2 separate regions of the Mus musculus genome follow, and region 2 is linked to region 1. Evidence: chromatin contacts called from ENCODE POLR2A ChIA-PET data. All regions are on one chromosome and are shown on one strand. The core of a region is the stretch at or near the end of the contact, and the rest is flanking DNA. Distances in the headings are between cores, read along the strand shown.

Region 1 (2,959 bases), core at 334-2,833:
GCTACGAGTCCGGCGCCGGCGCTGGCGCACAGGGGATGGCGGGCGGAGCCCGGGAGGGCGCGGAGGACTGTAGCTCCTTTACTGGCTTTGCTGGCTGGGTAAGAACCAGGGCTCAGGGCGACCACAGGTGGCAACAACTCCCAGTTCAAGGAGGCCTGGTGTGTTCAGGGGATGGGATCTTCAGGGAAGTGACCCTTAATGACCCTAAGGCACCCCGGAGCTGTAGTGACTGCATTGAGGACTGGAGGGAGCACCCATAAACCCCCAAGGGGGAGCATTCCTGTGTTCCTGTCGGAAAACTAAAGATTAACTTTGCTGGCCGAGCCACAATTAGTCAAGCACAAAACATCTAGAGAATTACTCATTTCCTGGAGTTGAACTGTCCAGTTTCCAGCTTTCCTTTCGAAAAGTTGGTTCTCTCTCTCTCTCTCTCTCTCTCTCTCTCTCTCTCTCTCTCTCTCCCTCCCTCTCTCTCTCTCTCTCTCTCTCTCTCTCTCTTTTGGTGGACAAGTTCGCTGGAAGTAAATTCAAGGAGTCTAATTAAATCCTCCGGGTTCAGGTAACCTTCGAAAAAAAATTTTTTAACAGTAAAAGGGGTGGGGCCAGAAGGGAGTGTCATATGTCAGGCCTTGACCAATAGGGATGATCTAAAATTTAAAACCTAAGAAGAGATTTTAGATAAAAGGTCGACCTCCTAGTTTACAAAAGGTTCTGAACAAAGCAGAAAGCTCAGCTCTCTGGTATCACAAACAAGCTTGGTTTGTAAGCAAATTATTTTTTTATTTTATTTTTTGGTATTCTGAGACAGGACTCTATTCTCTATACAGCCCTGGCTCTCCTTAAACTCACTGTGTAGCCCAGGCTGCCCTAGACTGTGCAGAGATCCACCTGTGTCTGCCTCCTGATTGGATTACTAGGATTAGAGAGTATGTCGCTATTAGTCACTGTTCCTGGGAGTCCACCAGAGATAACCACGTAGCCAAAGTTCATAGCCTATTGAAAGTCTTTATTCCAACCAGCTGGGATGACACTTAGGTACTGTGTGTATTCAGTGACCAATGTCCAGAGCACAGGGTTTCTGAAGGCAGAGACCTCACTTGGCAGCTGGAGCGGGGGGGGGGAGTGGGGGGGGGGTGGGGGGTGGGGGGCGGGGTGGGGCGCGGAGGTGGAGGCTTTGGGTAAGCAAGCGATTTGACCGCTAAAATCTTCTCTCAGCAGCCGACCCCACCCCCGCCCGCCCCCAAAGCTGGGCGTACACCACCACACTCAGCTTCAATGGATTTTTCCAGAAGTTTTATGTTGTACATTGTTTTTGATGACATTTAATTCTTTAGCAAGTCACCACTTGCTAACCTAGTTTCCCAAGCTGCGAGAAACCCGGGTGGGGGGTGGGTGGGTGGGAAGTGGGGTGTTTCCTTCCTTCAGAGAAGTAGCATGGGGGGCGGGATTTGGGGTATGTGCGGTCTTTGGGGTTTTCTTTCTTTTTTTTTTTTTTTTTTTTTTTTTTGAGCCTTGACTGGTCAGTTTCGCCCCTAGAGGCGGAAGTTGGCTTCCTCTCTGGCTTCCTGTAACTTTCCTCCGCCCTCTTGTTAGGATTGTGGAATTCAGCAATGGCCTCGATTCAGTTTTGGTGAAATGGCGGCCATTCTCATCTTCTCGGAGCCCTTCTCTTTGCTCACACTCGCGATTCTGCCCCCGCAAGAGTACTCTGGGGACGTCCTTATCGCTGGGAGAGAGCGGTCGCATCTCATTCCTGAACCTGTTGGGCTCGCTGGGCGCGTCACCTGGCTAGCAGCTTGGGCCAGCTCCGCAGGCTAACTTTCCTGGACGCCTACTGAAGAGTCTGCTCCTCTCTGTGTTCTTTCCAGTGTCTCGTTCGATCCAGTTTTCTGGTGGTCTCCAGCGAAGACAGGCGACAAAGCCGTTGTTGAGTGGGATGGGCCGGCGACCGCCCGGTGTGAGTAATCCCAGAACCCCTCCTATTCTTGCAGTTCCCAAAGGGACTTGGGAAGTTGGAGAGCTGACTCCTGATTAATGTAGGAAAGTGTTCGTTTCCTATCTTCCACTCTTGGTTCCTTCTGTGCTTTTTGGGGATCCACTCACAGCACCTCCAGACTTGTGGCACATTCAAATCCAAGTCTTTCTTGAAGAGAGCCAAAGACTTATTAAATTAAACTTGTTACTGGACTCAAATGCCTCCTTGTTAATTTAGTGTGTGACTCTGGATGGCGTGAAATTTCGAACAAGGTACTTGGGTGTTTTTTGTTTGTTTCTATAATCCCAGCGTAGAGGCTGCCTGGACAAAGCTCAAGGACAGCTTATCCTGGCAAGAAGCCTGCTGGCCAAGAGTGAGGCAGTGAGGGTTTGGCCCAGGGCCTTCCTATACTCAAAGCATTATTTCTCTTAAATCTCAGAAACAAGAAGCACTACCTGTGTTATGACGCCCTAGCTGACCTTCACCTCTGGGAAGACTTGACACCCCACCTGGGGCAGCTGTCTTGCTCCTTACTAAGGATTTTACTTCTTATTTTGCATTGCATTTTAATATCCAAAACCTTTCAGGCAAGTTATAATATAAATAAAATATACCTGCAAAGTAAATACAGACACTGCCCCCACCTCCCACGAGTCCATTCCCTAGCGACAGCCAGAGGTGGCTGGTTCTAGTCACATACATTGGTGTACTCAAATACAGTCTTTTGGTTGCCTTTAAAAAAATTGGGAATCTTCCCTTGGCCCCAGCCATCCAGCTCCTTTTCGTATTCTTTCTCCAAACAGTCTTTCAGAACAGATGTTTGTGGTGTTGTTTTTCTGTTTCCATCCTAGTTTCCCCTCCTTCCCCATCTTGTGCAGTGGCCACTTGGATTTGTTTCATTGGCTCTTTTTTTTTCTTTCTTTCTCCTCCCTCTTCAATTCTTAGCTTTGGGGAACAATTTCTTCCTTTGTGTCACTATTGAAA
Region 2 (3,262 bases), core at 156-2,655, 270 kb before region 1:
CACAGTCTCTCCCTCGCCACATCCCCTCCCTTCCCCTCTCCTTCCTTATCCTAGGAACGCACTCTGCCACTGAGCTACACACTCACTATCCTGTCTGACTTCCTCCAAAAAAATATTCATTAAAAATTAAAAAACAGCCAGTCGTGGAGGCACATGCCTTTAATCCTAGCACTTGGGAGGCAGAGACAGGCGGATTTCTGAGTTTGAGGCCAGCCTGGTCTACAGAGTGAGTTCCACGACAGCAAGGGCTACACAGAGAAACCCTGTCTCAAAAAACCAAAACACACACACACACACACACACACACACACACACACAAATTAAAAACCATGTAATGGGCGGCTGAGAGGGCAGGCTTGGCAGGTACCAGGACTTGTTGCTTTTGCAGCAGGGCCTGTTCAGTTCCCAGCACCCACATCTGCTTGTGTCTCCAGCTCCAGGGAACCCAAAGGGGTTAGAAACAAGCAACCAACCACCCAGTTAGAATAATTCTATGATACATACTCACCATTTTCCTTCTTGATGGTTCTAGGAAGCACTGTTTAATTTTTCAAATCTCCTACAAGAGAGAGGAATTAGTTCACTTTACCCTATCAAGTTCCCACCATACTTGTTCATCTTTATGGTAGATTTACAACGAAAAGCTTAGACTAGCATCCTCTAAATGAAAATCCTATCATAAAAGTGTTGATCCTACCCAATGCAACAAGCCACCCCAGTGCGCACTTACTTTACTCATTTTCTTCAAGGCTTTCTGCAAGGGAGGCATAGCCCCACCTCCAGGTCTAGTGCTCTAGATAGGCACTTGGAGCTCCCTTTACCCGGGACACCTACTTTACTTAAGACGTCTGTACAATACATTTCTATACTTCACACTTTTGTTTTGTTTTTTCCCAAACGCCACATCTTGCTAACTTATCAATCGTATTTAAAAGTCCCAGGAATACCATCTCCAGCCCGAGAGTTCACCACGAGGATCCCAAGAAATAAATTTGCACCAACGTGGGGCGCAGCAGGCGTTTGAGTGCACGGAGAAAAGGATAAAAGCCTTTCCCCCACACTCACCCACTGCGCTCAGCACCACTGCTGCGGGAACGGAAAAGCCTCAACTACAAGGGCCGGCATGCCTGCGGGTTCCAAAGGCGTGTCTGTGCGCCACAGAAGTGAAGCCCGGAGCCCTCCGCAGGGGACGCCCTACTCTCCCGTCAGTCTCTCCTCATCACACCGACTAGGACTCGGAGGACCACGCACCTCACCCCTCGGCCCCTGAGAGCTCTACCCACAACCTCACTAAGAAGCAGAACCCGCTGTCGCCCAGCAACTTCATACAGCGGCCTGGAGTGGGAAGCAGAACGCACAGGACCAATTCCGCCCAACTTCACACAGCGGCCTGGAGTCGGAAGCAGAACGCACAGGACAACTTCCGCCCAACTTCACACAGCGGCCTGGAGTCGGAAGCAGAACGCACAGGACCACTTCTGCCCAACTCTTTCCACAAAGCCAGGAGCTTCAGAGCAGAGCGGAAGTGATACACTGAAAGAGCTTCTGCGACTGGTGAGTTGTGAACCACTGAAGGGCTCGCGGGGGCTGTCTGTTCTTCTCGCTGGAGGTGCACATCGGGCTGGCTGTGGTGACTGCAGAGGGCCGGGGGAACATGAATATAGAAGGAGAGGTTGCAGATGAAAACTGCCTTGCTGCAGGAGGGGTGAGGGTGCTGACTCCAGGAATAAAGGCTATGCCACGCGGCCCTTGATTATTCTGGAAAAGGTCTTGAGCCATGCGTAAATGAAAGAAAAACCACACGCAAGTGCAAAGAGAGCTCTCGTGTAATTGAAAAATAGCAAGTGGCTGTTCAGAGGGCTAAAGATCATGTAGATTGACAATGGATATTCCCATCTCTCCATTGTACGGCAGCTCCAGCCCATTCAAATAATGCTTTAAATGTGTCTGTACTGTGAGCACATTGTCCGAGAAAAACACCGGGACGTGGTCGTGTCATCTCACAATAGAAGTTTATTGTATAACAAGAAAGCCACAAGTTACATCAGTCTCGTTGGTAGCTTGTTACAGGATGTTTGGTCACACTGTGAACCCCCGAGATTGTGTTATTTACCGATGGTGGGTGGGAGGAACCTTTCTAGTTGTGGTGTGCCCTTAGCACACATCTTTAATCTCAAACAATGAAGGTAAAATTAGTTTGTAGAAGGAAGCATCCATGTTTGAAAGTGATGTCTAATTGAATGGCAGACAAAGTGAGGAATCAGAGAAAGATTTGACAGAATAGGATATGCCCAGCTCTCTCCAGAACAGGGAGAAAAGATGGGCTACTTAAGGGGTAGTGCAGAGAGAGACTGGGGGCAGTTTTTACTGGGACAGTTATATATAGAGAGGATGCAGATAGAGAAAACAAGCTATGCATAAGTGAAGACAGACTGAGCCAAAGAACAAGAAGCAGCCAGAAGATTAGAGAGGATTGTCAGGCTTAGTTTGAGGCCATGCAGAACCATTCAGTCAGAGGCTGAGAGAGAAGCCAGATGAATCAGGCAGCTTGGAGAGGAGTTTGAGCCAGAACAGCTGAGTTGAACCAGCCAGCCAGCGCAAGCTCAGAAAGAACTAGAAAGGGTGAGCTTATTCGGCAGTAATTCTCAGAGTCTGAAAACATAATAGGCCTAGATAAGATTGTATGGAGGCTATAAGCTTCCAGAACTAGGCCTAGCTTAGCAGAGAGATGGGAGACGACAATTATACCAGGTGAATAAAAGATACTTTTACAATACCTGTTTGAGGCAAACACATTTCCTTTATTCAATTCTATTAACTCTCAGATTGCACATCACACTGTTTTGAGTTGTTTTGGTTCTTTGGTGACACTACTCTCCCACCATTCAGTGCACAGCCATGGAATATGTGGGTAGGGGCCCAGTGCTTTTCCTCTCTGTTTCTCTGTGTAGCAGTTGACGTGTGTTCAGGGGCAGCAGTTCTGGCCTTTTCTTGCCTTGGCTCTGTGCGTTTGTGGAGTGACCTGTCTGCCTCAGTTCTTGCTCGTGCTGCCCTAGAACTGACTGTATAGCTGAGGCTGGCTTACCCTCTACCTCCCTTGTGCTGGGATCACAGATGTGTGCCGCCACACCCAGTGGTGCTGGGGACCAAACCCTTGTGCATGGTAGCTAAGCACTCTACCAACTCAGCTACAGCTTAGCCTCTTGAATGTGTTAGTTTTATTCTGTCTACGTGAATATCTTGGAGTGTGGGTTTGTGCGTT

Evidence for each region. ChIA-PET counts read pairs that join two places held with the same protein, here RNA polymerase II (POLR2A).
Region 2: POLR2A ChIA-PET joins it to region 1 with 28 read pairs in Patski. The contact joins the promoter of Ppil3 here to the promoter of Cflar in region 1. POLR2A ChIA-PET finds 5 or more read pairs at or near these places in 2 of 5 experiments (Patski and embryonic stem cell).

Annotation. Positions count from the first base shown.
Region 1 is chr1:58,711,703-58,714,661 of GRCm38, forward strand. It overlaps Cflar (CASP8 and FADD-like apoptosis regulator), which reads left to right and starts at 1,584. Exons shown (of 10, transcript NM_207653.6): 1 at 1,584-1,957.
Region 2 is chr1:58,444,081-58,447,342 of GRCm38, forward strand. It overlaps Ppil3 (peptidylprolyl isomerase (cyclophilin)-like 3), which reads right to left and starts at 1,406. Exons shown (of 7, transcript NM_001285827.1): 1 at 1,066-1,406; 2 at 509-559. The coding sequence starts at 511. It overlaps Nif3l1 (Ngg1 interacting factor 3-like 1 (S. pombe)), which reads left to right and starts at 1,071. Exons shown (of 7, transcript NM_022988.3): 1 at 1,071-1,554.